2 separate regions of the Mus musculus genome follow, and region 1 is linked to region 2. Evidence: chromatin loops called from intact Hi-C (ENCODE). Cell type or tissue: left cerebral cortex. All regions are shown on one strand. Links, peaks and the distances in the headings refer to the core of each region. The heading gives the core; the rest is flanking DNA.

Region 1 (16,188 bases), core at 4,760-12,759, 540 kb before region 2:
AGGAAACCGAGAGTCTAAAAATACCTCCCCACATTCGCAGTCAATTGATATTTAATAAGATTGCTAAGGTATCCAATGAAGGAAGCAATGTTCTTTTCAACAAATGGACCTGGAGCAAAGAGAGTTCTACAGGCAAAGAAACAGTTGGATTCTAGTGCTGGCAAGGGTAGATACACTCATCACGGAACTCTAACAACCTGAAGTCTGTCCTCATGCTTGAAGGACATAAAAGACTCTCAAAAGTTGTTCCCTGACCCTCCATGCATGACACTGTGCATGCATAGCCACTCCTGTTTCTTCTGTCTCTTCTTCTACCCCAACACTCTCCCACACACATAGCAATAATCAAAAATTCATCAAAAATAAACTTAAACTTGGATACCAGCCAAAATCAATATCACAATGTTAGGCACAGTGCTCGAAGAGTTAAAAAGTATAAAACTCTCATAAAGAGAATGAAAGCATTGAATTTTATGACCATGAATAAAATGATACTGTTATTCTTGTTTTTAATTTCAGATAAGACAGCAACACAAACCTCAAATAAAAGTACATATTAACTGGATTTCGTCAAAACTGAAAATGCTGGGAATCAGAGGAGTCACCAGGAAATAAGTAATAAACAAATAAATAAATAAATAAATAAATAAGGTCCAAAGTGGAGTTCAACATTTCTAAATCATGTGTGTGATAAGACAGTAGTGTATCTAGACTATTTTTTAAAATATGGAAGTATCAATAATTAAAAAGTGAAAAAATAAAATTATTATTCCATAGAAAGCCTTAAATATTTCCACTGGGTTCTGGAATAATGAATATTCCAACTCCTGAGATACTATGATTGTCACTCTAAATTTTTATAGCCAGAAAAATTACCCATGTTTCAAAAACAGATGAAAAGAAATTTACTTTAAAGTTTTCATGCAATATATCTGTCATAATCTTTTCTCTTCTCTACCTAATATCTAATATCTTCCCCACCTCCCTACCCAACCAACATAGTGTTCTCGTTGCCCCTAAAATAACACAAAACAATAAAAATTGTAATTATAACAAAGAAAAAGAAAAGTAAGGCAAAACCAAAACAAACCAACCAACCATACAAGCAAGAGACCCTCCAAACAAAACAAAACAAGATCCCTCTCTCTGACAGACACAGATAAACATGAAGTCCACTTTGTATTGGTCAACTACTTCTAACCATGGAGTCTGCCCTCGAGTGTGGTTGATATACCCAGTGATACTCCACTGGAAAAAAATTGATTTATTTTTTCCTTTTCTAGCAGGTATCAATTTATGACTTCAAAGCCAACTCTACTGAGGGTAGTAGAAGCAATACTTCAATTTGGAGAGAAGACTAAAAATGCCCAATAGTTCACAGGAAACATAAAGACAATTCTATAGCAAGTCATCAAAACAGATTTGGGAACCCATCAACAGTTATAGGACTTAATACACATCTTCTTAATAATCACTCTGAGTGGGTAAGGATATGAATAGATATTTTCTGATGAGAGCACCTGTCCATATTTGGAAGCTGTTCAATGCCATTGGTCAATAGAAAAATGTAAATCAAAACCTGTGATGCCAAAATAGAGGCAGCCATAAGTTTGGTTGAAGGTGTGTTAGCAGATACTTGGTATGTTAGCTAGCTAGTGGAAGTGCAAAATTCACCCTGCCTTTGACAAATGAACAGTTTGGGAATTTCACAAGATGACAAGCACTAGGTCACTCGAGGGATTCAACAACCCCATTCCTATGTAAAAACACCAAGTAACAAATATCTATAAAATCTATTAAATGCTCTGCCCTAAATAGGATATCTATATCCTGGCTCCAATGCTTGAGGCATTGCAAGAATAAGGACAAAAAGGAAGGTAATGGCTGGAGGATTGCTATCAAACAATGTCTTATGGAAAGGACATGCTGGGTATGGGGGTTTAATTTGATTCCCATAGAATTAGATGTTGATGCATGTGCACATATGAATGTGCTGACAGCCACTAACTTAAAAGGTGCCCTTTATAGCAAAGGAAATGTGTTATATAGCCTTATTCTATTTCCTTATTCTAAATTCATTACTTATAACAGCTCTACCAATATCTACCACACATCAATCCATTTATGACTTATCTTTCTATCTTCTAGTCTCTTATCTGCAACTATATACCTATAATTTATATCTACTTGTCGTTTTGTATGTACGTGTGACTTAGTTCATATTACTGTTACTATGATGAAACACCAGGACCAAAAGCAACTTAAGAACACAGTTTATTTGGCTTATATTTCCACATCACAGTTCATCATCAAAAGAATTCAAAATAGGAACTCAAGGCAGGTATCTGTAGGCAGGAGTTAATGAAAAAGCCACAGATAAGTGCTGCTTACTGGCTTGCTCTCCATGGCTCGTTCAGCCTGCTTTCTTATATAACCCAGGACCAACATCCAGTGATGTCCCTACTCACAGTAGGTTAAGCCCTCTCCTATTAATTACTAATTATGAAGGTGACCTAGAGGTTTGCATAGAGCCTGATCTTTTGGAGGAGTTTTCTTAATTGAGGTTCCTTCCTCTGAGATGACTTTTGCTTTTGTCAAGTTGACATAAAACTATCTGACAATCTGTCTGAGTCCCTCCCTCCCTCCCCCCTCTGTGTGTGTATGTGTTTGTGTGCGTGTGTGTGGGAGAGAGAGAGAGAGAGAGAGAGAGAGGGAGAGAGGGAGAGAGAGAGAGAGAGAGAGAGAGAGAGAGAGACTGTCTATCTTTCTCTGTCTATCTATATGTCTATCAGCCTATTATATATTTGTCCATCTATATATCTATACCTAGCATCTGTCTCACACTTATCTTTATTATACATCTCATCTATCGTCCTTCTATATTTGACTTCATCTTTCATTGTTTTATCTAACTCATGTATCTGTCTAGACTGCCACAGTTATGGCTATTCTATAAGACACAGTCATGCATTCATGTACGGGAAAGGTGGCAGTGAGCAATCATGATACTGAAAAATTTTACAACCTTTGTCATGTACTTTAAAATAGTTCCTAAGTATTACACATTCTCTGCTAGAGCTCCCAAGAATTCCACAGCAGGTAAACAAACATTAATGTCCAACAAATAGTTTCTTAGGGATTTGTCTCTCTCCCTTTTGTTTATTTAGTTGAGTTTAATTTGTAATGCCTACACATTCTCTACTCATACTAGTCAAGGCATTTACCATTTGATTTATTATTCCTGTTTATTATCTTCTTCCTCCATATTCTTAATTTAAAATAACCAACTAAAAGTCAAATGGAAGATTTCTTATTTCTGCCTTAAAAAAGAAGAGGGAGATATCTACCCAGGGTATTCTAAGCTAATATCATCACTGTTATGACTGTCAAAAAGGTATATTCATCCAGCTCTTCTGAAACTCTCTCCCTGTTAAATGAACCTGGGACATGCCACATTGATGAGAGAGTGGATCAGAGCCATAGTTCCTTCACATCTTTACTGAGTGAGGTTCAGTAGAAGAAAGTTTGGTGGAGATGGACCCACAGAAAATCACTAGATGCTACTACCTTCAAAGACCTAAGAACCCCTGTAGTCCACACAACCCAGAAGCAAACTGACAAGAGAACTCATAATTAATGCCTGCCATTGAGATCTCAGAGTTTTGTATGGGGGAGGAGGAGGAAATGGTGATCTAAAGAGTGAATAAAGGCCACATCCAGGTAAGACCTTCCCACCTGCCCCTTGATGGTCACTCCTCCCCAGCATGAGAAGAACCAGACCACCAGACACTTGTACATTGTTGAGCATATCAAGGCAGTCTTATTGTACCAGAAAACAAGAGGGTTTATAGGATATTTATGCATTTTTCTCTTTCAAAATCAAAAGAAGAAGTCCATATGGATTACCTGCACAGATGGTTAGGAAGTACTAATAGGACTGAGATATTCTGTGTCTGGCTGGCACTCAAGGCCATATTCATCCAATGATATAAAACTGACCCTTGCTCATAAGCTTCCTCAGAGACACTGTTCTCCCTTATAGAATTCCCTGAAAACAGAATACCAAGTGGTGGTCAAAGACCTGGGTTACATAAATGAACTTATTGAAAATAGTGAGAAGAGCCCCTTAAATATCACAACTGTGGACTCTTATGAAGGAATAGTCTATGAAGGTGTGCTTTGCAATTGGTCAGGTATAGAGATGACGTTAGGATATGACAAGGGACCACCCCACCATGTAGTTAAAACTAAGAGATTTTGTTTCTTTACTAAGCACAAAATTAAGATACTAAGCATGAACTTACTAAGTAAATTTTATTTTATAAAAGAATTGAGAACTATTAGTGACCTTTCAGGGCTCTGAGGAGAAGGTATTTACTGTTAATAATTAGGGGGATTGTATAAAGGTTTAAAATTAAGTAGTAGAGCTACACCTGAATATGTGAAAAGGTATTGTTGAAAGGACTTTGAAAGTATGCCCATTATATCTGAAACCACATGCTGACTTTGCTTTTCTCTTCTTGATGTACATCTGTATCTTTAATCTATGATCAATCTATCACATAGTCATGTTTGTATGTACCAGTTTGCCTTTTATATTTTTATTGTTTATCTATTTACCTATTTAATTCATTTATTGTCTACCCATTTATCTATTATTTACCTTTAAACTATTCATGTGTCTAACATCTATTGTCTATTGATGTACTGATTTCATTGCCTAGTTATTTATCTATCTATCTATCTATCTATCTATCTATCTATCTATCTATCTATCTACCTACCGTCTATCACCATCAACTAATGTATCTCTTTATACAACCTATATATCAAATCTATTCATCCATATGTCCATATACCTACCATCTCCCAGCTTATCTCTCATTTATTGATCTTTTCTTTATACCCACCTCTGTTTCATCTACCTACCTATCCATAAATCGATCCATATGTCCATATATCTACCATCTACTTACCTATCTCTGTATAAATCTGACTATCATCATTCTGCTTTGATCTATCTTTTCTCTATGATTTATCATCTATCATCCATGTATATTAGGTTACACCTTTCCTTTTTAGCTGTTCCTTTGTAGTAACCCATTATCTTGTCTGGCCCATTTTCATTTGGTTTGTATTCTGTAGGGCACAACAATGCATTATTTTTGAGGAATGCCAATGCATGTTGTGACATTGAATGAATGATTATTATAGCAAAATAATATTATAGTATTGAATCTCTGAACTCAGGGACTGCTACACACCAGGTAAGAACATGCTCTAAATAGAGAGACAGACCAATTTAGACAAATACACAAAGGACAGGTACATATACAGGAAACAGTACAAACGCTTTCTATTGCAAATAATTTTCAACTAGCTATTTATTCATTCACCTCCTCACCAAGTAATTGCTGAATACCTAGAATCTATTGACCGCTACAGAGGCAAAGGGCAAAAATGTGGTGTGGTCACACTTAAAGAGATACCATCAGGTAATGAGGTAATGCATGACACATACATTGTTACCTGTAGCAGACAATGTATAATGCATTATTCATCTACACACCAGACAGGCCATTCAACCTAGAAAGAGAAAGTCAAATATGATGGATATGAAATGTAAGTGACACTTTTGAGAGGTGTCAGATCATTGTGGGTGGTGGTGTCTGGCCATGCCATGTAGGAGAGGCAAGGGGGAAGCCTGAAAATGAAAATGGGCAAACAGAGGGAAGGAAGGCATTTGTACTGGCTACAGAAGAAGATAAAACATGGATGCCTGGTTCGTGGTGGGTGCTGAAGTGATTAAGGGGTGTGGTTTGCCTTCAATTTTCAGTTTTATGAAATAATTCTGCTTTGATCAGAGCTCTTTTGTGTAAAGGATGACAGGGGGAAACCCTTTATTCCTAGCTTAAGAAAGAAATGTTCAGAGAAGTGAATGCATTGAAGGGAGAAGATTTGTTTCACGTTATCTTGCTGTGTATACATGGGGATATTTATAGAATACACAAGTCCAACCCCAGGCACAGCAGAGAAGCAACTTTCCATCTTCATCCAATTACTGTGCTAGAACACTTCAAAGTGAGTAAATCTAAAATCCAATATAGGCTGTGGGAGCTGCGAACACAAGAGATGTGTCTATTTAATAAAGAGGATTTCAGAGAATAGGGCCAAGAGGAGAAGTGGCATTTAAAGGCAATTGTTCTGTCCAGAGAATCTATGGGGAAAGTGGCATCTGGGGAAATCACTCGTTCATGCAACATCATCAACTCTCCAGACATCTTTAAGGGTCTTCCATATTGTTACATCCTTACTCTAGGAAGAGACAAGTGACTTGAGTGCTCAAATTTCAAGGTAAATTTGGATACCCTTGCTGTAGCTGGTAAGATTGCATTTGGATCAATGGGGTGTGCGAGGTCCCCAAACCACCTCATCTTTTCCTTCATCCTTAGTGAACCACTTCACAGAATGAAAATCTCTGAATGATGACAGTGTGGTACTTTCAATTTCTTTCAAAAAAAGAATTCGATTACATGCCCAAGGGCTATCTTGAACCATCTTCAAGGATGAGGCAGAGTTTCTTAGACCTTAATAATAAGATTACAACTGTCAAAAATAAATCCAAAAAAAGGAGAGGAGATATTTTTTAGAGCCCAAGTTCATTGGTGTAGATGGTACAGATAGTCTGCTGGTGTTTACCTGGGTCCTCCCAGAGTCTCCTGTGCAGGTTACTGTGGCCCCTGTATGACCTTGATTTTGACCTTCAAAGCTCACTGTTTCTTACTGATGGTTTCTCATGTGTGTGACATTTCCCTGGATTTTACCTTAATTTAATTTTCTTTCATGTTTATTTGTTGTTTTGAGATAAGGTCTTTGTATATAGCCCTGGCCAGTATGGAACCCACAATGTTTCCCAGGCTTGTAGAACTTAATGGAATCCTCCTACCCATTTCTGGCCTCCATGAATATGTGTAATCACCTCTCTGTCTCTGTCTCTGTCTCTGTCTCTGTCTCTGTCTCTGTCTGTCTCTGTCTCTCTGTCTCTCTGTCTCTGTCTCTGTCTCTGTTTCTTTCTCACTCTCTCTCTCTCTCACACACACACACAAATACAATATGTCTTAAAAATTAAGATATCATGAGCTGGAGAGGTGTGTTAAAAGCACTGGTTACTTTTGCAGAAGACCCAGGATTAACAACCATCTGCTACTCCAGTTCCAGGGGATCTAGCATCTCTTCTGACATGACTACATGGGGCACTACATACACTAAAAAAAATTAAACATGCATACAGTGTTTTGTTTGTTTCATGATGTTTTGCTTTGTCAGGGCAGTCTTTCTCTCTCCCATAGATCTTTTGTTTATATATTTTGAATTCAGATTTTCTTTTTTGAGGCTTGGTTGTTTACAAAAGTGTTTGTCTTGCCGGGCATGGTGGCACACACCTTTAATCCCAGCACTTGGAAAGCAGATTTCTGAGTTTGAGGCCAGCCTGGTCTACAAAGTGAGTTCCAGGACAGCCAGGGCTACACAGAAAAACCCTGTCTCGAAAAACCAAAAAAAAAAAAAAAAAAAAAAAAGAAAAAAAAAAAAACCCAAAGGGGGGAAAAAGTGTTTGTCTCAGCTTCTGTAGGTATTTCTGATGCATTTTCTTTGGCTCTTTCTCTCCTTCTGTTGTGTTTGTTTTGTTTTGCTTGTTTTTATTTTATATTTCTTCTTTTCTTCCTCCTCTTCCTCCCCCTTTTCCCTGCTCTACTAATTATTATTATTAATAGATGCATGTTTGTAGATTCATGTTTGGTTTTTAATGAGAAAAAGAAAAGGAATGTATTTGGGGATAGAAATTTCAAGAATCAGGGAAGAGTTTGGAAAGGAAGATACCATAATCACAATATATTGTTTAAAAAATATCTATTTTCATTGAAAGAAGACATTTATACACAAAAATAAAATAAATGATTTTACAAAGGTAAATTAATGTTCTGTGTGTGAAGAGAGTGATATCATCTTTGAGTGGGTGTCTGTCTCTTCCTCCTCATCCTCTCTAGTGTTGCTGTAGCTTATTGCTCTTACCTTCCAAAACTTGGAATCTTTTAGGTCTAAGAAACTAAATGAATACTCCCATCACATTCAAAAATGACCACAAATGTCAACTGAGCTGAGAAAACAATAAAGAACTCACAGTAGTCTTAGAAGTCAGCACAATCAGGCCTGAAGGGATATGTCAATGTTGAAGAGCAGCCCTTACCAAGGACATGGGTTCAGTTTCCAGCACCCACATGCAGCCTCACAACCCCAGTTACTCCAGTTCCAGGGGACCTACACCCCCTGCACACAGGTAGTGCATATGAATCGTGCAGACACACATGCATACACAAACACACAAGTAATAAGTAAATGATATTTTATGAAAGAACAAATCAACCACAGAAGAGACCATACAAACATGACTATGCTTTAAATATGAGACAAATGAGACACTTTGTTGCATTTTGTCAGAGAGCCAACTTTCAATTGATTGGCCAAGTTTTAAAGGAATATTGTATGTATGAGTGTCTTGGTATAGCTAGATTTGAAGAAATGTAGAAATATACCTATTGGTTTAAATTATTGTACAGAATCTAGTAAAAAGCAATCTAATTGAAAACTGAAACATTACATTAATAAAAGTTCCCAATCTGTAGGTAATAAAGAGCTTTATAAATGCAGCTTATTTGTATATTCCCAGTAATTTGTTATATGTTTTAAAGAGGTATGAACTCCTGTCTGATCAGCTTTAAAAATGCCAAATTAATTTTGTTGCCTAGGAATGCAACTCTCTTTGAAGCAGGCACGATCACAGTATATGAATTATCTTGTCATGGAGGGTAACATTATATCATAGTAACAGATGAGTATGAGCCTGAATTCTTTAACGTGTCCTACATATTTAGTTAAATCCGTGTTATTACCCAGCAGGGGACAGGACCATAAGCCATCTGTATTTTCCTTTTTTGCTGTTGTTCAAGCCACGCTGAACTTACTGTACTTTTGTTATAACATTAATGTGCTAGGAGATCTGAATGTTTAGGCTTTATACTGAAATTCTGAATTGATATTCTTATAATAGGAAAAAATATATTTTAGAATAAAATATATAAAATGATGATGTTGGTAATGAGGCAATTTCTTCGAGTTGTTCTAAAGAAGTAAAGATTTGATTATATAGTTATTGAGACAATAGCTGAGTACAGAGACTCAGACCTGTAGTTCCCTTGCTTGAGAATCTGTAATGGGGCCGGGGAAGGATTGCCACAAGTTCAGGATAAGCCTGGATACGTAGTGAATTCTAGGTATCCCTGGGCTCAGTGTGAGATTCTGACTCACAGATGAAACTAGTTTAAATTATTAAGCAGTGCTTGTATGTCAGTAACCTTTAAACCTATGGCTGTTGGTGTGCATCTTCTTATGGGACAGTATTTCCCGTAGTTTCTGATCTCCACTTAAGTGTTTCCATTGCTTAAATTTTCTGAATTTGTCTTGTCTGGTTGTGGTGGTTGTGCTTGTTTGTTTCTGCTTTTTCCAGTCACACCCTGCTAGAAACAAGCTTAATGGCGAGGCCAACTTCTCATTTTGGAAACCAGGCTCATGCTGCTGCTTGGATCGAACAGCAGATGGCGCTAGACAAATGGCAATGCTTTATCTCATGGCAAAGCTCAAGGGCGTTGCTTGCCTCAAAATCGATCTAAATTGCTCTCACTTTTATTCAAATTTAAAATAAAACCCGTGGTTAATAATTCATTCTGGAGAAATAGTAGCTTTGGGAGAAGAAAATAGGTCATTTGTCAATTCCAAAATATTAGGTGACTGTCATGTATTACAAGGCCTGATCATATTTTCAAAGTGAGAGTCTGCAAGCTTGTGGATTGTCAGATAGCTTGGGTATCACATTTGTTCATTTACAATACCTTATGTTTATTTTAATCATTAATTTTAAAACATTACTGTGTGTTGAAAGGAAGGAGATTTGTTCGAAATATGTAGGCAGAATACGTATCAACCTACAAGAGGGAAGACGGACAACTGTTCCTGCTCTGAGTTTTAATTTGTAGGGCAAACTCGATACAGAAAAAGAAATTGAGAATGGAGAGGGAGAAGCACATCAGATGAAAAGGAGGAAAAGAAGGAAAAAAGATGAATATAAAAATAAGGAAAGTAAAACCTGAGAAATATGAATTTATTAAAATCCATACTGTGTGTAGACTGGGCATTGACTTCATCTGAGTGTGTGAAAGTACAGCACCGAGTCCAGCAGTCAGGTGCGAAGGCATTGAGATTCATATGTCATTAAAATAAGCATGCTCCTTGCTAGTCATTCCATAGTGAATGGGGCACTTGGTAACAAATCTCATGTCACCTCCACTTCATTCTGTGTTAACAGACACTGAGATCTGTAATGAGCCATTTCAGAAATTGAACAAATAAAATTTCAGATTACAGGCTGTAATATAAGACTAGGATATTTTCCTCAGTGAAATCTGTGGCTGTGTAAGCTTTGACGGCTATCATGTTACAGATCTCATGTGTTTATGGCTCATTTGTCTCCAAGTAACACCAAGACGATGTGAAAAAATGGCCATCCCTACTAATGGCTGAGTCTGAAGAATGCTTTGAACAAGGCTTTTACAAGTCTTCACTGAAGGTTAAGGGAGATGATGGATACATATGGAGAATTGTTGACAGGCTATTGATGGGTAGAGAAAAGATGGATTACATGGATGATTGGTAGATAATGGGTAGCTAAGTGGTAGATGATGGATCAATAGATTGTAGATGATGGACAACTGATAAATGTATAGATGACGAGTACTTAGTTAGAAAATAGGTAGGTAATAAATAGGTGGTTAATGAGTAGGTGATTGATAATAGATAGATTATAGACAGATAATAGCCTGGCTGATAATAAGTTCATGCATGATATGTAGATAGGTAGCTAAGTGTCAGGTTAGATACGTACATAGATAGATGAGGGGAATGTAAAGAGAAGATAGGTAGATGATGCATAGGTAGTTATCTAGGTGATAAACTCAAATTTCTAGATTATAAGTAGGTAGGTAGACGATAGATAGATAATGGTCGGCACATATGATACTCCTTTCTGCACAGAAATTTCCCTTCATTTCCTTGGTCTGGATTGTTATTTCTTACATCACCTTTTCTTCTTTCTTTCTAATGATCATTTCTAGAAGGCTGTTCTATCTAGGAGTTTTCCTAAAGCAACCCCTGAGAACACAGGACTGACTCTTTGCTTCTCCTAAAGCAGATGGCCTATACAGCTCTAGGCATATGCTTCCTGACCACAGGATCTCACACACCAGGGCTGATGAGTTCTTTCCACTCTGTCAATGATTGAGTAGATGGGTGGGATGGTGTGTGAGCAGGCAAGGCCTTCCCTGATTACTTACTGAGAGTCTTTGCCTATAAAGATTCTTTGTCTTGTCATCAACTTGGAGACGAACTTTGAGGACAACATACAAAAATGGCATTGCTTCCTGCCAGAGGCCACCTCAAGACATAACATTTTTTAAAACGTCTCTTAAGAGTTAAAAGTTGCCTGGATTAAATTCTGCAATTTTTATTTTCTTTCCTTCAAAGCATCTAAGAATTGCTCCATTAACATCATGTGTGAGGACACACTTAGTACCTACAGCACATACATTATACACATAGAGAATACACCTACATACAGTACAGATACACAGCAGACACACATGCAACATTTAGGTTACATATCCACATACATTCACACTGCACGCATGCACAGCATATACAGCATATACTTGCATACACAACACACCTATGCACAGAACATTCTTATTCACAGAGACTACAACCATGAACAGTATACCTATGACTGCTACAAGGTCACGATACACAAAAATACCACATGTATACACAGGGTACATGTATCCTTCACACACCCACATATACACAGATGACAAACATGTAAGTACATGATCCCATATTCATAAGCATATATTACATATGGTCCATACATGTGTATACATGTTCCCTGTGTACACATACATATATTCATGCAAGAATCATACACAGACACACCATAGATATAAATACTATTTTAGGAAATGATGATAAATTGTGACTGAAAAAAATGTTTTCTGGATATATTTAGCAAGCTTTCAATCTGAATGATCTTTCAAGCATATACAAAATACTCAAGACCAAGCATAATTACCGACTGTTAGTATCCTTGTGGTGCCCAATCACCTTTAAGAAAATCACAGATAACAAGAGTGAGTAAGTCTAGTTTTTATGTGTTCACTGCCCTAACAATGGTAACAAAATTGAAAAAAATTACAACATAGTTCCCAAATTACCATATTCTAGTAAAATCTACACATATTTTATTAATTGAATATTCCTCAATAAAGCTAGAAATAAGTACAATATACCAATTAAAATTCAATATTAACATTTACTAATTTCTGTAAAAAGTTCAATATCCTTAATTGTTTAAATTCTAACTTGTTTTGTAACATGTGAAGATTTGTAGAAAGGATCCATAAGTTATAAATATTGTGAGACTTTGTTATAATATCAATACAGACTCATCGACAATCAATCAATCTATCAATCCTTCTGTTATTTGTCAAGCCATTTGTTTCTAATTTGTTGTTTTGGGGCTGGAGGGATGGCTCAGCGGTTAAGAGCACTGACTGCTTTTTTTGGAGGTCCTGAGTTCAAATCCCAGCAACCACGTGGTGGCTCACAACAATCTGTAATGAAATCAGATGCCCTCTTCTGGTGTGTCTGAAGACAGCTACAGTGTACTTACATATAATAAATAAATAAATAAATCTTTAAAAAATATTTGTTTTTATTGTTTATGAAGAAAAAATGAGAAGATACTCTATGAAAACCCACTTTATTTGTTGTTCATAGTGAGAATGCTTTCTCTGGAGAGTTTATCAAGAACAGGGAGGGGACTTTAACACCATCTTTTAATTCTGACTTTTAATTCTGTCTGATTTTGTTTGACCTGGAAGGAGCACACAGCGTAACATCGTTCATCTTCTTGTTTTGCTGGCAGGATTAGATAAAAATATTGAAGTCAGAGAATGGCCTGGCATACCTAGGAATCTTGCAAATGTTGATTATTGGTACTGTTCTTTTGACAAGAGACAGTTGGCAAGGATGTGTGTGTGTACCAATTGCTGTTTGTGAGACTCTGACTGACTTGGGTCTATATGGCAGATCCCAGCCTGCAGTCAGTGCAGGAAGGAAAGGGGCCCTCTAGGAGACCAATATCTTCAGTGAGCAAGGACCAGGCAGAAACCATCAACTCACCATCTCTCCCAGGGTGACTTTTACAGGAGGAAAAAATAAGGAGGCAGAAAGCAGAACAGGCCATTAATATTCTGTTGCTCTTGATCTTTGCAGTAAAAGCAGATCATTGTTACATTACTCACATTTGATCATAGTGTTAAAGACTCCCTGTGTATCTGTGTGGAACATCTGGCTTTCCAGCTACTCCATGGGGACACTGGACTTTTGTCAGCAAAGAAAAAACACCAGAGTCACATGGGTCCACTATACAGTGGTTCTTGGAGAGAAGTCTTCTTTAGGGACCTGTGGGCCTTCTTTCAATCAGGTTAGATTCACACACATTCTCCTGTTGTGGGTGAAGTCTTATCTGACACTACCTGTTGAGCTCTGTAAATGCTGTTTACAGCCTAATTTGACTGGGAACATTTATAAGTCTATGAAGAATAGGTAAGAGTGAAGTGGTACATACTTATTACCTTAGCACTTCTAAAGCAGAAGAGGTAGGAAACAGAGTTCAAGGCCAGGCTTAATAACAGTAAATTTTAGGTTAACCTCCAACTACATGAGACCCTATATCAATCAGTCAATCCATCCATCCATCTACCCATCCATCCATCCATCCATCCATCCATCCATCAATCAGTCTTAAATACATTAGACTATAGAAGACTTCCATTGTATATTTGAATGGTTATTTAAATTTCATGACATGATGAATGGAAAATTATAGTCTCACTAGCTTTGTGTTCAGTTCTATGGAAACAGTCACTTGTGTTGTCTCCTACTGTATTTGTCTTTTGAATTCTATCCATGTCACCTGTCTCCCAGCAGCAGCTGTTGTTACAGCTCTAACCATAGCATTTGCCACCAGCATCTTTAAGTACCCTGGTTCCCTGCAGTGCATGTAGCCTCTGATATTTAGGTGACCCTGATGTATTCAAAGTCTCTTGGAATCTCCCCAGCATGGTAGCTTCAAATAAGATTTCATAGTCATCTATAGTCTGTGGTATCTCCCTCCTTCTACAGACCAAAGGGGCCAGGTGAGGCAATGAGGAACCAGGGGGGCAAACGAAGGCATAAGGAAGGAGTCAGCAATGGCTCCTCTCCTCTGTTTCCTTGGAGTGTCTCTTAGACACTCATAAGAAATCAGGAAAAGGCACCAGGCTCAACCCACCTTTGCTGACTCTTTCCATGCTTTATTTATTCCTCTCTTTCTTGGGGTCACTGGCCTTGAACCCTAATAGACCTCTAGCATTGAACACTCATCTTCTGCTTTCTTCTTTGGAGAAGCCTGGCGAAAGCACAGCTCAGCAGGTAGACGCATGGGTAAGTGCGTGGGTACCACTGGCTACCTTCTGATTAACAGGCAATCTGAAAAATGCTTCTGACTGAGCACTGACTTCATGCCTGTGGGACTTTGACTGTGTCCCACTATTCATCCTTCAGAAAACAGAGGCAGGTGTCAGGTGAAGAGTTTCTGGCCTAAGTCTTAAATGAGAAATGCCAGTGCACAGGAATGTAATTAATATTTGTTGCCTTTCAGAGTTTCTAAGTATCGGGCTAACTGTTTCTGTTAAAAAAATATTCAATGATTACAGATAATCATAGTCAAAAATATACATATGTGTTTTCCCTTGTATGTTTGATCTGGTCCATTGTAAATGTGAAAATGAGGAGAGAAAAAAAGCTGGCCTACTTTCCAAAAATAGTCATGTATTCATCAAAGGACAACAAGAGAGAGAGAGAGAGAGAGAGAGAGAGACAGAGAGAGAGAGAGAGACAGAGACAGAGACATAGAAAGAGACAGAGACAGACAGGTAGACAGACACACACACTTCAGGTTACTCAGCTAAACCCTGATGGCCGCCAGTTCCTCTGCCACAGCCAGTGGGTTCAACAGTGGATGCTTCTGAGTGCCACACTGACCATGTATTTTCATCCCCAGGTAAGCATTTTCACGAGTTTGAGAAGAAAGTAAATCATTTCACACTTGATCATCCTTCCCTCAACTTTGTTTAATCAAACCCAAAGGTTGTTAAGTAATAGCCATAACCATGATGATGCCAACCACAGTAATAATACAACACTGTATCAACAGTAATAATATAACACTGTATTAAGAGTAACAATGAAATGCTGTATTAGCAGTAATAATATAATACTGTATTAATAGTGACCATACAATACTCTATTAACAGTAATATGATAATACAATGACAAAATCAACATCACAAAAGAGAAATCAGCACTTGTTTTCACTTGTTGTCAGTCTGTGCTTGTGTGTGTGTCTGTGTGTATGTGTGTGTGTGTGTATGTGTGTGTATGTGTGTTTGCACATGCATGTGCACAGCATGCATAACTTTTGGGGACTTGGTTCTCTCCTTCTTCTATGGGTTCAGGAAATGGAGGTCAAACCATCCAGTTTCCAAGAAAACAATTTTACCCCCTGAGCCTTCTCCCAGAGTCAGAGCCAGCACTTACATGATCAGTGTTTAGATGTGAATTTATTTAATTCTCTTTGCACCTGTGATTTCCTGTTTGTAGCCAAGAAAACCATAGTATTTTGTAGGAGGGCCTTGGTACGGTCTGATATTCACTTCCTGGGTCTAGAAGGCAAAACGAAATAGGCAGCAGAGAAGAGTGACATGGTTACTCATATAGTGGCTTTGGATTGAATTGAGGAATGTGTGGTATACCTGTAGAGTATGCCAGGTGACATGAAGGTGGGTAGGAAAGCCTTTGCTAAAGAGTTTTGACCTGCTCTTTTAAACAATTGATTTACTATGTAGAAGTGGAATGGCATAATACACTGAGCTTGTGCTGTCCTTAGAGGCTCCCATGCATATCAGAATGCCTGTGTCTGTC
Region 2 (16,188 bases), core at 5,358-13,357:
TACACCTGGTCAGTTTTCTTTCTGTTCTTATTTCTATATCTATGTCAAAGTTTGACTTCATTGTCAAATTCTTGGAAGGCATGGAAAATTATATGTATACTTTCCGTTCATATTTTGTTATTGGAAATTACTATTTTTAATTTGCTACAATGTAATCAAGTCTCCACTGCCCCCCAAAGAAATTTTATATGTTAAACTATGGTGAAAAGTGTGATCAAATGTTATGAATTCAAATTTAATTAACCATTAGCCAAAAGAGGGGAAGGGAACCTTGAATGGGGATACTCTTGATCAAAAATGTATTATTATTTCTTAATGCAAGTCCACACTCCCAGCTATATGTCTATACTACTGAGAACAGAAAGGAGGTTTGAGCTGTATAAGAAGGGTCATGGGAGCTGTACCATCTTTTTCCTGACTCAGCTGATGCCTGTCATTCCAGCTGCAGCCAATGTTCTAGACAGTGCAAGCTACAGACAGACCTATATAAGGATGAGCTATCTTTGACATGTCTGTGTTTCAATGTGCCTGTCTGGTGATTTGTGTCTGGGTCTACTGAAGGATGTCCAGGACTCATGCTGCTGGCGCTGGCGCCATCTGTTTCTGATACGTTTGTCACTGAAAGATGCTGGCAAACACTAGGTCTTTCTTATCACCAGAGATGAGTGGTTAGGCATGCTGCCTCATTATCTACCTCACGCTAGTGTGTCATTCGGTTTTCCCCCTAAGAACCTACACTGAAATTAGCTGTGAATACCAGAATCAACCATTCACTCTGAGTTGCCTAGCAGTGATCCACTCACAGTGTGAACTTTTCTTGAGCAGGTTACCATTATGCAAAGTTCAGATTCAACCCCTTGTGTTTAGTACATTTGGTGAAAATGGAAAGAGCTGTCTCTAGAATAAGTGTGAGTAAAAATGCTTGCCTGAGATGATACTTATTGCATATATCCATATATTCACACACACACACACACACACACACACACACACACACACACACACACACATATATATATACATGGATTTAAGCCAGAAAAATCCCCCTCTCTGCTCATAATGAAATGCTGAGGAATGGCCCTGAGAACTGCCAGGGCATTCAAGGACAATATGAACATGGAGCTGGTGACACATTCCACACCCTTGGGTGTCTATTACTGGATCTTATCCAGCACTGGGCACAGGCCATGTGTTCACAACCGTTTAGAAGATGTCATCTAAGTACAAGAACCACAACTGTGCCTGTGGATCTGCTGTTCCCTTCTAATATCAGGGATTTCATTAGGGCAGACAAGGGCCAGTGGTGGGTGCTGTCATGTTTCAGAGCAGCTGCCTAGAAGTGCAACATAGTTTTATTGCAATTAAAATATGATGTCAATTCTTTTATCCCATAAACAACCTGTAGAGCAATCTGTGAACATAGAGACAGGCATTCTGCTTGCCTGTCACACGTACTCCTCTGTCCTGTCTTAAAGCAACTCAACCCAAGATAATAGTGACTAGTTGCTGAAATTGGAGTCCTGTGCTTTAGTTTACATATGATAAAAGCTCCCATGTTCACTACAGTCCTAACTGAGCTACAGATTGATTCATGGACTTCCCGAATCTCGTTCTAGAACCAACTCAGTAATCTGACATAACCTTATCTTAGATACTTTCTAACATAAGGTTGCTTCAACTTTCTCAGTGATTGAAATATTTTAGGGTTCTATGTTTGGTACTGAGATATTTCCCACATGGATGTACCTAATCATATTCCCACCAGACGTGAATAACACTGTTGGGGGAACATCCTTATTAGAAAGAGTTTGCAAAAATAGTTATCATTTCTGCACAGGTTTCCATTTTCGAGATTTCCCCCCCCCTCAGGATCTTTAATTTATGAGTTTAAAATGTAGACACTTTCTCATTTAGCCAGAATCCTTGAAGTTCTTGAAGTTGGATCTGCTGCAGGCTTAGTGCTTGGGGTATGGTACCCTATCCCTCATCGGTCTGTGACCATCTTGCGAAATGGTGAGTGGGGAATGTTATGCAGCAAGCACTCAGGTCATGATCTTTTAGCCTTTCACCAGAAACCTTCAGAGTGTGAGCTTTAACCTCCACAGTGAAATCTGTCAAGTGCAAACACGCGCACTGTGAGTGCAAAAGCATGCATCTTCTGGCCTTTCTGTTCCTACTGTGAATGAAATGCAAGTGGTGGGGGCAGTTCTAGGACTTCAATATCATCCACATTTACTCAGCAACACCAATAAAAGAAATGAAACTGAACAGGACACAAGTTTAACTTGGAAACTAGAGGTGAGAGTCAGACAAAGTGCAACTTGTAAAGCTAATTTCTTTACTAAATAATATGTTATTAATAATATAATGTATTATCTTTATAAGGTGGAGGTTATGTCTTCCACCATCTGCACCACTGTTTCAGAAAGCACTCAGAGAAAGTCATTTTATCGCAACCAGTGGAAACATGACCAACAGATAGGGAACAACTAACTGCTTAGGGAATTATTTGAATATTCCTCTTGGATAGTCCAGTTAGCTAAGGATAAAAGATGAGATTCAAAGTTATATATGCATATATACACATATACACATATACACATATACACATATACACATATACACATATACACATATACACATATACACATATACACATATACACATATACACATATACACATATACACATATACACATATACACATATACACATATACACATATACACATATGCATATATGCATATATGCATATATACACATATACACATATGCACATATACACATATACACATATACACATATACATATATACATATATACATATATATATAGATATATACACATATACATATATACACATATACACATATACACATATACACATATACACATATACACATATACACATATACACATATACACATACACACACACACACACACACACACACACACACACATATATATATATATATATATATATATATATATATATGTATGTATACATATACATATATATGAGAGAGAGAGAGAGAGAGGCAATGTTTCTCCAAGTGACAGAAAGATCCAAAAATGCCTGGTGTCTTCTTTACAAGGCAACTTAGAAACACAGGCTATGCAATGTGTCACCTGTTATATTGAACTTGATATGTGTCTTAGAACCACCAGGCTCAATTTGATGTGAGTTCAGAGGAAAGCAAGCCCCAAAGAATTCTATTTCATCTTAAGTAGAGGGGAGGCAATACACAGAGTGGTTACAACCACTTATGAAGGACACAGACAGATGTTCCTAGAATGGCTATATGATTGGAACTTCAGTCTGTGCACTAAAATTATGGATCAATCAGTGTTGCATCTGATGCTCTGCAACAAAAGAAAAACTTTGACCAAGTTGAGTAGGTTTAAATATTTTCAATTAGGGCCTGGAGAAATAGCTCAGTAGTTAAGCGCATTTACTGTTCTGAAGAAGACCTGGGTTGGTCTCCTACCACGCATACTAAGTGGCTCAGGGTTGTCTGTCATCCCAGTTCTGAGGAATCTAGTGTCCTCTTCTGACCTCATTGTACTGCAATCATGTGCACCACCTGTATAAACATACAATTAAAATATTTTAAAGTTTTCCATTGCATTCCAAATGAAAATGGAGAGCTCTGTGCAAATGGAGTACTGCATATCGACCTAAGCAGGCGCTGAACATGCTTTTGAATTAGACAACCAGAAAAAATGAGCAAAATTCACTTCTCCTTTTCACGTGTCAGCTGTGTCCCCTCGGAAATCATAGTTGGTGGCAGCAGCTTGAAGAATCCCAGAATTGTGCCCAGTATACTGATTGGCTCCTGCCTCTGATATACATCAAAAAATACTTTTCCTTCAGTTTTATTTTGATGCTCAACTTTGATTTGCACACTTTTAGGTGTTAACGTTTCCTGTAACTCAAAGGTAGAGGCTATTTAATATTCTCAGTGTAATAAGTGAAATACATGGTGGAATAAAGTTGTGTTTCACAGTTGTTCTGTAATTGTCTCTAAAGTGGCATGCTGATTACCATAAGATAAGGTGTGCTATTGTCCTCAACCATGGTTGAAGCATCCTTCCATGCATTCCAAAGGAAAATGGAATGCTCTGTGCAAATGGAGTTCTGCAGATAGACCAACAGCAGATACTGAACATGTGACAAGATGGTAAGCACATGACATACAGTTGAGCTTTAGCAGTTCTGTACAAACGGTACAGGGACATGGACTAACAGCATTGCTACATGCAAAACAAAAGTGCTGAGAGATGCTGCCTACCAAGTTGTTGATATTTGACTCCTGATTCTAATGCTGTAGCTCCTACCTCTTAGCTGAGTGTTTGTATGCCTTACAATGAAAACCTCTCAATCATAGACCTTTGTTACGGTTGCCAGCTAAAATATCCAAGTAAGATTAATTAGGCATTCATGTCAAATGGATGAGAAATATACTAAAATTGAATGTATTACTTAACTGAAAATTGAACTGAGCAATTTCTGTTATTTACTTTCACTGAGCCTCTTAGAAAATGTAGTTAGAACTTTCCTATGAGAGATAAAGGAGAGTAAAAACTAAGAAACAAGCCATCTTCAAAGAGTTTCAGAGACTATTTGACATGAACCACAATTTCATCTATTTATTCAGTAACAGCTATTTCATGACTTGACATGAAAGGGGAAACTAGAGATGATTTATACTCACAAGCATTTGTAGACAGGGTCAAAAATTTCCATTGTGATTTAATCAATTATCCTTTCATGTATGAAAACATGTTTTTATATATTCAGGGATACACCCTTCAAGAGGTACGCTCTTGAAATACTTATATTAAACATGAAAATGTGACAAATGGTCTTACTTTCTTGTGACATTTTGTTCTGTTTGTATTGCATGTTTCATACTCCTGATTATAAGCTGAAATGTGGCAATACTGTCATCACCAGTATTTTTTAATTGAATATTATCTTTATTTACACTTCAAATGTTTTCCCCTTTCCAAGTCTCCCCTTCAGAAACCCCTTATACTATTTCCTCCCTCCTGCAATTTTTAAGACAACATTTTTATTAATTCCTTGAGAATATTGTAGGATATATTTTGATGATTTTCACTTCTTTCTCCCCTAGCCCCAAGCTCTTCCCAGATCTACCCCAACCTTCTTTCCTCTCCATCTTCATGTTAGCTCTCTTTGTATAAATCCATTTAGTTCAGTGGCATGGACCCTTGGCTATCTTGTGTGTAGACCCTACCTAGGAGAGCAAGCAGCCTAGTAGAGGACACACCGATAAGAAAATTGACTCTCCAGTTCCCAGAAGGTATCAAATGTCATTAGCTCCTCATCTATGGGTGGGACTTAGTACCCACCCCTCCCATACTAGGATAGAGCTTTCTTGGGTTTTATGTGGCTGTCACTATCACTGTGAGTTCATGTGTGCATCTTCTTTATTGTGTCTGGAATGCACTCTTTTCTTTTAGTAATCCACCACTTCTATCTCTTACAGTCTTACTCCCTTCTCTTTTTCAGTGGTACCTTGGCTGTCATATATATGCCTGATTTAAGACAAAGTATTCCAGGCTTGTTTTCTACATATTAACCATTTGAGTATCTCTATTAATTGCCATTAGCTGCAGAGAAAAACTTCTCTAATGATGGTTGAAAGATACATAAATCTATATGTACAGATATAAATCATTAGGAGTCATTGTAATACTATATCCATTTAGCATAATAATACTATATTCTTAACTATAGCCTCTTACCTGTCTAGGCACAGATGTTTCTCCCTGATGACCATGCCATATATGGGTTTCATCTCATGGATCAGGCCATAAATCTAACCAGAAAGTAATTGGTGATTCCCACAATATTTATGCCACTACTGCACTGCCCAGGGTAACTCGCCAGGGCAGATTACTTATTTTAATTCATAGTGTTCATAGCTAGATAAGAAGTTCAATTACCTTTCTCCTTCAGTAGCAGTAAGCATATCCCTTTCCAGCTCCATGAAATATGGTCTATAGAGATAAAGCTTGCTGGAAAGTACAAGCTCAATTTCCTCATGTTTTATCATTACCAAAACAAAGCAAAACAAAACTTAATGTTATAGCTATACCAGGTCCCAACAAAAGGCATCAAATGATCCGTGGTTTATAGTGAGAATAATCATTAGGCAAGAGCTTAATTTCTTATGAAATTCTTGCATTTTGTTTAATCTCTGTGGATGTTTAAACCTTCAAATTCCTTAGCAGCTTCACCTATGCATGTGAGAATCCAGCCATCTCTCCCTCTGTTATCTCCCTCTTCGTGGGACCCATCCACAAAGCTCACCCCAAACAAAGGTTCAGTAATGCAGTGATGCATTTGGTAAGAGTGGGGATATTGCCTGCTGATCTCGTTTTCTCTGCTGGCGGCTTATTAGAAAATTACAGATTCAAAATCTAAATTTTAGGCAAACACATTTTATCTAAATCTACAACAGTAGCAAGAGTGTAATTATTTCTGACCTAATTTAGTTAAAATGCATGCAAAAAAAATACTCTGCCATCAAAAGTTGTTGTAGGTAAGTAGCTTTAGCACTAATTTGAAACAAATTATTTATGATGTGTGTGGTGTTAGGTCCTGTTTCTTGAAAACTTAATTCTATACTGTGTTGACCTGATCCTATATCTTTCAAATAGCTGGTTTTAGTTTGTTTTTGTTACCTAATATTAATAATTACTGGTACTGAAAAGAACCATCGACATGTGAGGTGGCTTTGTGCACAGAAGGCATCAGAAAGGGTTAGTGCTTTTCCCTGAGCGGTTCCATGTGTATTTAGAACTCCCAGATGCACAAGACAGGCTTGGTGGAAGGACTGTGATAATCACCCCACCCATTGGGCTACATTGGGTTCTGTGTCCATTAAGAGAATATTTCTTTGGAATGTTAATAGAGGGGCAGCCTGACCTTTGCTGTCTGGTATACTTTTATAATTTTGGACATAGAGTATATTAATAAATGAATTTGCTTCTGCCCATATTTAGTTGGATTTTTATGGTACATACAACTAAAGACATGATATTGGCTATATTTCTATAAGACTGCCACAAATAAGGCACCCTCTACCAGGTACATATTACACTCAGAATTCTGTTTCTCTTTAAGGAAGTGGGGCAGGAAGCATTCTCCAAGTCATCCTTGAATCTGCTCACTCTGTACAATGTGTCCCTCGGGGGGTTATGTGTGCACATTCCACTTACACAAGGCAAGCAGCCTGATGCCTTCTCATGAAACATAATCACTGCTGTGATTGAGCCCATCAGTAAATACATTGATACTTCACCATTGATGTCTCTTGGTGCTATTAATATCTCAGAATAATTATTTCTAATAACATGTGAACTTAGTGCCTTTAATGTTTGACTCTGAAGAGATCTACTTCTCTGAGCTTGCAAACAGCTTGCTTTTCTGGAATAAAAGTGGTATCAGTAAGTACTTTTTTGATTTTTTCAATCTTCAAGTAAATTAGTGAGATGAAGATCTGTGGTATAGTGTTAGACTAATATATCTCTGTGTCAAATAGTTATATAAATTAATCTTTTCATCTAATGAGTTAGACTTAGATTTAAGTATTTTCCTATACTCTAGAAAAGACAAATTCTCAGGTATGTGAGGCATTTTACTTTTGTCATTTTCTCTATTTTCCAATGTTTCTATGATGGTCATTATTTTCAGTGCCCATTTTGGCTCTCCTGGTTTAGTTGCACTGTGTGTGTGTGTGTGTGTGTGTGTAAACATTACTGAATTACAGTCAATTTTATAACAGTAACTTGTCACAATGCATACTTTAAAATATTTCATTAGAAAAGAAGAACCTAAACTTAAAAGATGAAGTATTTCCCACCATAATCTTGGACTTGATGCTTCAGCTCACGCTGCTCCATGGCTTTCACAGAAGATAGTTCTTGGGTGATGGGTGTGGCATCCTGAAGACCTACTCACTGTCCATTTCACACTAGTGCTGTCTCTCTTCCTGTCCACAAGAAAGCATGTGATAAAGCCATGCTCCTAGCTCGATGCAGAATGGTAGATGGTCAAAAGATTTACCTTTGACACCTCCAACTCTGGCTTTCCAGGCAACCTTAGCTTTCCAAGTGCTATCTCCTGTGGATTCACATTGAAGAAGAAGGAAGACACTTCATGACAGTTCTAGGCCCTTCTTTCTTGGAGAGAGTCATTTCAGTTCTCTTCAAAGCCATAAGGAGAGGGAAGGGAGGCCTAGAACAGTGGCCAGTGATCATATAGGTTAGAGAATTCCAGTTAGTGAATCTCAGCCAGTGAGCTGCTTCCAGGCATACTGAGAGTAAGACTCACTGCACATGCAATGTTTCTTGTTTAAATCATATGGGGAGTAAAATTCAGATGACTTACATACAAAAGAACAACAGAAAGCAGCTAAACGGGCAGATTCAATACGTTCTAGAGAGGAGTAGGCTTAATTCTGTTATGTTAACAAGCTTGTAGCGACTTAGAACTCATTGCTGTGTGGTGCTCAGACAAACTGTTCAAGAGCTCTAGTATAGCTGATGTCAGAAGAGGTATCACAGTGGAGAAAAGAGTTCTAAATCATATGCCATTAGCTTGCAGATGAGCACCACTGAGGCCCAGGTTTGGGGGGCAGAGGTAGTTCTGGAAGGTAGAAGAGCCATCCTAAGCATGGCTAGCCATGATGTCACTGGTCATGTAAAGGAAGGCTAACCCCTGACGCTGTGGCTGGACATCCTGGAATTGTTCTTCCATAAACTTTAGTTGTGTTTAAATATTTCAAAGCAGAGTTGCTGTGAGAACAGCAATGATGAGAGAAGCTAATGAGAGAAGAGGGAAGGCAATGCCAATCTGGCTGACAATAAGCAGCTTGTTCCTGCCATAATTTTCTGGCCAACTACCATCAGTGTGATCTCTGTACAAGGAAACAGACTTCTAACGACGAATAGGATCCTTTATTCTTCCCGTAGAATTTTCTATGCTGCTCATTGATCATAAAGTAATACCCAAGTGCATTGTGGGATTAAAGGACATTCAAATTCGTTTAGCCTGTTCTCTTGGCACAGTGCCCATCCACCAGCCTTCTTTTGCACAGCTTGTGGTTTCCTCAGAGATGTCACCTGGTCTCTGTATCTTGGAAGCACCTAGCTCAGTCCTCCATCAATGACAAAAACTCTAGAAGCTGCTCTTTAGTTTGGAAGGCTAAGTGACCAATATTGACATGTCTAACATTTGATCAGATACCACATGCCCATAACTTAGATATTACCTAATATTCTATTACAATAAACTTGGTGGTGCTTTAGTGAGGATAGAAACATGAGGGCTAAAAATATCTCCTGGTTAACTGACAAACTCCTATTTAATAGATAATACCTAGTAAATCATTCCTTACAGTAATATTTACTTGAATCAGACAGGGTCTACAAGTAAGCAAGGAGTTGCCTGTGATAAAGCTACATTCATTGTGTAAATGTTCATTTGTGAAGAAGTTTGAGAAAAGCTATTATGTGTGAAGGGGTTTTATTATTTGAAAATTTGATGCCAACATAGTGGAAGTGTTGGCTATATCCACCCCCTAGTGCCTCACTCAACTTCCCCCATGAGACCTAAGCATGTTTACCTACAAAATTTATGTCTACTTTATAGAAAAAAAGATTGCTAACCCTCTTTAAGAAGGCCAGAGGAGAAATAACAAGGTTATTCAGTGAGTGAGAGAGACAAAAAGGTCTTTTAGAAACAGTTAAAGATCGATATTGCCCATTTCAATAAACTAATAAAGAGTACATAGTTTCTGGTTCAAAAGATCCCTAATAAACTGGAGAGAGTCAGCATTAACTCAGGAGAAAGAGTCTGAGTGAGCTGATCAAAGAATGGCAAGCCTGGCCTTGACCCCTGAAAACTATGAGCCCAGGCTAGTTGTCAAACAATAAATGGCTTATGAACTTAAGCATTCTTGCCCCAATTGAAATAATGGAATTAAACAACAGGATGAGAAGCAAAGTCTAGTTTTTCAAGCCATGTGCCCCATTAGCATACACATGTGCTGAGAAATAACATCCTGTGCACATAAAAGTGTTCCCCATAGATTTTAATGCCTTATTAGAATGACCACAGGTCATTATCAACCTCTAAACAAAACATTTTACTCTCTGAATAGTACTTAATTGGAAGACACTGGAAATTTAGTGAATTAAGTGGAGAAACTTGGTTATGCTGCTTAAAAATTTCAGCTCTGCTTGAATTTTCTTTTTTGCTTGTATTTGGGAATTAGAAATGCTTTTAGGTTACTGGATATGATATTCATATCACACAGCTCTTCTGAAAGTTCGTCTTTTGAGCTGAAATTTTTCTTCAGGCAAATAAAAGCCAACTTTACAAATGACTTTGCACATTTCTCTAGACCTTATGAAATATTTACAAACCTAGATGTCCTTACCACATCCGGGTCCTTCCGACCCACCTCGAGCATGAACATCATCAGTTACCACTACAATAATTACCTTCTCTTGAGAGAATTAACAATGTATTGACCCAGGAGGAAAACGTTATCCAAGGAGACTCTAATTAATATTAACTTCAGGTCATAATTGTTTTGTGCATAGCTGCAGCCATCAATTTGTACAAATATAGAAACCAAATTAGCATTCAGATGGCAGGTTCCTCTCCTTCCCATTACTCTTTTTCAATGCACTGGGGGTGCTTCTGGTGAGTTGATAAGGACATTCCAGATCCATTTCATTAGGAGTAGATGCCAGGGATGGGATGTGCCTCTGCAGGTAATTGATTTTTGGATTCCTATCCTTTGGAAACATTATTTCAGTCTCTGGGTTGCACAGAACCCAAAGTTAATGGTGCATTTTTTTCCCAAAATAATGTCACATCTGTGCAAATTCCTTGCAGTTACTGTTGTTGATTGAGTGGTTTTCTGAATTCACACGAGGTTGGAGTTAGGAGATCTCTGATTTTAGATGTTAGGATGCTAAAAACCTATCCTTACACTTCAATGTTTAATTTGGAAGCACATAATTATAATTAGAGTTGTCTGCATATAATAAAAGGAGGTAGCAAGTATGTTTGAAATTTGCTAATAATTAAGCAAAATCATGGCTATATTTTGAGCTGTGCATATCTACAATGTGCAGTTCTTACAGACTTCAAAGATGTAGTATTTAGGGCTGAAGAGATACCCCTGTGCTTAAGAGCACTGGATGTTCTAGTAGAAGATGACTCCAGTACTCAAAACCACCTGTAACTCCTGTTCCAAGGGATCTGATCTATTTTGACCTCTGCAGGTACTGCACATATGGGTTACACACACATATACATGCATGTAAACACTCATATACATAAGATAAAAGATAAGAGTACAACAACCACAAAAACTCCATATACTCCAACACTAAAATTTGCTGTAGTGTTCTGCATGATCCTCAGAGTCAGGTGGGAGGAAAAGCAAAGACAGACCCATAACAGAGACCAAGAACAGGCATATGGATTCGCATTTCAATATTTAAGTTAAAGGGACATTATGCTAGCCAGAAGGTTTTCATATTTATCTATGGGCATGATTATTGATATTTTGTTACAATTGGAGAAGTTCCATAGCTAAGATATATATGTATATTTCTATATCTGCATATATGTGTATATATGTATATACACATATGTTATAAATAGATATGTGTACAGATATATGTATACAGATATGTATGTAAACATATGAATTCATTTAGATATGCGTACATTTATCCATATGTCTATATGCATATATGTATAAGTATACATATATTGTGTGCAATGCATGTACATATACTTATATTGTATATGTATACATATATTCACATGTAGACTTACATGTATTTGTATGTATATACATGTGTGTGTGTTATTTTTATTTTATGAATGTGATGTTTTGCCTGCATATATGCCTATATACCACATGCATCATGCAATGCCAAGGTTGTAAGTAAAGAATGTTGAGTCTGCGGGAGTTGGAGTTAATCGATAGCTAGGTGCTGCTATGTGGATGCTGAACCTAGTTGCTCTGTAATAGTTTCCAGTGCTCTTAACACTGAGCCATCTCTCCAGATCCAATACTTGGAAATTTCCAAAGTCATAAACACACATTAATATACTATCTTTTGAAGCCACCTCTTTTCTTCAGCATGGAGGCTTATGATTCTCTTCACATAGTTTTGCACAATTCTTGAATTTATGTAGAAGACTATACCTTAAATTCCCATTGCTATTTTTATATGTATTGATAACACATGAGATATCTCTACAGTTCTAAATTTCTAAAATAGAATTTTCTGAATTGTACGTCTCTACATCTCTAAATGTCTACATGTTTATTGTTGCTATATTATTATGTTTATTGTTGCTATATTTATTTCCTAATGTACAGCTTTAATGAAAGGTGTTTATTTGGTTATTGTTGTGAATTGATTTTTTTGTTTTTTCTGAATTTAATGACTATTTTCTTTTTCAAATAATTATGCTTTGCCTTTCATTTTTTATTTAATTATAATAAATTTTATTGCATTTATTCTTTGGTAATAATATACAGATGTGTAGTGATTTCTGATTACTGTTGACATTATTTGCAATCATAGAAATGCAAATTAAAACTATTTTGAAATTCTATTTAACTTCAGCTATACTTTAAAATAATATTTCATTCTGTGAATCTCCACACTTTGCAGGGATGATGCTGTTAAAGAATGTATGTATATGCCTTGCCAGGGATGGAGATATCTCAGTGGTTATGAGCACTGTCAGCTCTTACAGAAGGGCTGGGTTCAGTTCCAGCATAACTCCAGCTCCAGAGGATCCAATACCTTGTAATGGCCTCCTTGGGAACTACATGCATGTATGCAAGCAGAACCTCCACACACATAAAATAAAAATTAAACATATTGGTCCAAACCTGGATTCAGTTCCCAGCCCCCATATCATGTCTCCTACCTATTTGCTACTGCAATTTCAAAGAATCGAAAGCCCTTATGTGATCTCCATGGACAATGGGCATGCATATGGCACATATATTTGTGCACATATATGTGTATATAAACACTCATACAATACCCTAATATGCATAAAAATAATTTTAAAAAAAGGACAACAAATGCTGGCAAAGATGAGGTGAAAGTAGAATCATTATCCACTGCTGTTGAGGGTGAACAAGTGATCCTGCCAGCATAGAAAACACTACAGAGAATCTTAAAACAAGAAATAGAGTATATATGACCCTGTTCGGCCACTCCTCGATGTATACTTTCTACAGAGACACACATTCATCTATTTTCATTTCTGCATTATTAACAGTTATAGCTCCATCATGGAATCAGCCCAGATACTATCAGGGAATAATGGGTATATGAAATTACAGTACATAAAATATGTTACTTAGCTACCATAAAGAAAACCAACATTGTGATATTTGCATGTAAATGGATAAACCTGGAAAATTTTACTGAGAAGGAAAGACAAGCACTGTATGTTGTCTGTCATAATTAAAACCTGACATGCAAACTTTAATTTTTTGTGTTTAAATTAGGGCTTATATATGCATTTAAAAAGTTTCTTCAACCTTTTTATTCCTGTGACTGTATAACATGGCTCCTTAAATTGTGGTAACCCCTGATCACAAAATTATTTTCATTGCTACTTCATAATTCAAATTTTGCTACTGTAATGAATCATAAGGTAATATGTGATACTCAGGATATCTAATATACAACCCTTGTGAAAGGGCCATTTAAATGCCAAAGAGTCACAACCCACTGGTTGAGAACCTCTGAAATAGGATAACTTTAGAATTCAGTAAAGTAGAATGGGGCCATTGGGTGAAGGTTGCTTTAATGGAGGAGATATCAGAACAAAACAAACATTAAAAACCAAGAAAAGGATACTACAGATGGAATATTTAAACATGGTTGGGGTAGGGGAGACAGGAAAGGTTAGTGTTCACCTTTAAGAAGGGAAAAGGTAAAAGTCACACAGCTTTGTAAGATAAGAGATTGGAAATATCCTGCAATACGGAGTAGATTCATACTCCTCCTGAAAGAATTGGATACCTCCCAATGAATTCTTGATCAGGGAGCCCCCCCCACCCCCCGCGCCAAGGCAGTCAATCTCTCACCACACCTATCAGTTGTCAGTTGGAACTTTTGAAAGATCCCTAATGCTGAATACACCCCACACAGTGACATTAAGATATGCATGAAGCAGTGAGAATGAGCTCAGAGTTTCCTCCTGTTGGCTAGCTCTCACAGCATAGGGTCAGAAAGGTGCTCTACAGCATGCTGGGAAAGAAAAAGAACCAAAGGTCCTATGCCGTTGTAAACACAACCAACTACAAAACAACCTTCCAGCAAAATGTCGCCACTATCTCAATAGTTTCACGACTGTCACTGTGCTAATAGTTGCTCCTCAAGAGGGTCTGAGGCCACCGTTTAGAAGAAACTCATACCTGCTAATGTTATCTAGGTCATAGCCCATGGTTGAGGAGTCTTGGTCCCTAGTTATACTGTTATATAGCTAAAAAGCCATGAAACCAGGATACTCTAAAATATCTGTTGTTGTACCCATAGGCCAATATTACTTATTCTTTTACTTCATTTCATCAGAAAGCTCTATAGAAAGCCAAAAGTTTGTCAATATTAATGAAAGGCACAGCTTTTCCTGAAGTCTGTATTGGGAATAGCTTATGTTTTGCTATACCTTAAATTTTTATTTGTTTATTTATTATATATTATTCATTTTTATACATGTACATATTATATATAATGCCAATGCTAGGTTATAAATATTATAGATATTAAAAAGAAGATCATACTGTTTTAGACTCTTAATGACAACATATATGTAGCCATGGTTCAAATGTGTAACAATGATTCCTTTAAGAAATCAATTGTTTATTGTTTTCTAAGAGAAAAATATGAAGATGAAAATGTACTAGTTTTAAATTTTCTGACTATTGTATTAGCAGCACATATGTGAAGGCCAAAGGACAACTTTCTGGAGTTGATTCTCTCCTTCAGGATTTACCTTGATTCTGGGGATCAAACTCAGGTCATCAGACACATGATTTAGAAGTGCCCTTATAAAATATTATCTATATTTTTAAAGGCTTTGAACTCTTTCAGTGTATTTATTCAGATCCATTCATGAGTATGGTCTCCATGCATGAGTGTATGTGCATATGCACACGGTGGTGAGCATATGAAGGTCAGAGCACAGCCTATATGAGTTTGCACATTCAGTTATATGAGTCCCTGGTATCAAACTCAGTGAATCAGGCTTAGTATCAAGTCATCTCATAGGCCCAATTATCTTCTTATATTTTAAAATTGTTGATTTTATTCAAGAAAGAATTGTATATTACTGATTTTGCTCCCCTTTCTTAACATGCTGGGCCAATATATTTCCAGCTGCTAAATACCATTTCCATTTTGAAATAAATATAACACTGTCATTTATTACAACTTCAATTATTACCTGACATCTGTATACTGACATGTGAATGATCTGCAATTTTTCACCAGAGTTATAAGAAAGATGAGAAATGTCTCAAGTAATAATCTCATTGCTGGTTTATAAATATAATAAATATTAAAAACATCACACAGCTTAAAACTCTTAATAAGAATATATATATATATATATATATATATATATATATATATATATAAAACAATGGTTCAAATACATAACTATTATTTCTTAAAGGAATCAATAGTCTATTATTTTCTAAAAGAAAAATATAAAGATAAAAAGACTAATTTTAAATTTGCTGAATATTTTATCAGTAACAAACTTGCCCTTTTGAGTTTTATCTAACCATGATTATATATATATATATATATATATATATATATATATATGAATCCATTTCATTAGCAAAATTTTATTATATATACACACAGAGATATGTATGCATATATGCATATGTATTATGCATATCTATATGTATACCTATATATGTAAAGAGAGAGCAGCAGAGAGACGGAGAGAGAGGTGGCAGTCACAGGAGTATCACAGCAGATGTCTGGAAGTCAAAGGACAACTTTCTGGCGTTGATATGTAGTAATGAAAACAAATTATACATCATAAAATGACTTTACATAGATGGAGTCAAACCAG

The links. A loop is a pair of places that touch in the nucleus more often than their neighbours do. Peaks named below come from ENCODE experiments on the same cell type or tissue, not always from the same donor. Only the 100,000 strongest peaks of a DNase experiment are listed, where the experiment ranks them.
Region 1: it touches region 2 in a loop (2.1-fold over the local background); 4 of 42 quality-filtered maps call a loop at or near these places.

Annotation. Positions count from the first base shown.
Region 1 is chr8:17,415,196-17,431,383 of GRCm38, reverse strand. The region is part of intron 1 of Csmd1 (CUB and Sushi multiple domains 1); the gene reads left to right. C030002A05Rik reads left to right here. Exons shown (of 1, transcript XM_030243881.1): 1 at 1-16,188. Among named protein-coding and RNA genes, the nearest start is that of C030002A05Rik, 69 kb to the left of the region's middle. In left cerebral cortex, for the core only: a CTCF peak has its summit at 9,651 (motif pointing right); a DNase peak (open chromatin) is centred at 9,634.
Region 2 is chr8:16,877,585-16,893,772 of GRCm38, reverse strand. The region is part of intron 3 of Csmd1 (CUB and Sushi multiple domains 1); the gene reads left to right. Among named protein-coding and RNA genes, the nearest start is that of Gm39136, 400 kb to the left of the region's middle. In left cerebral cortex, for the core only: no CTCF peak of the experiment used is centred there; a DNase peak (open chromatin) is centred at 9,005.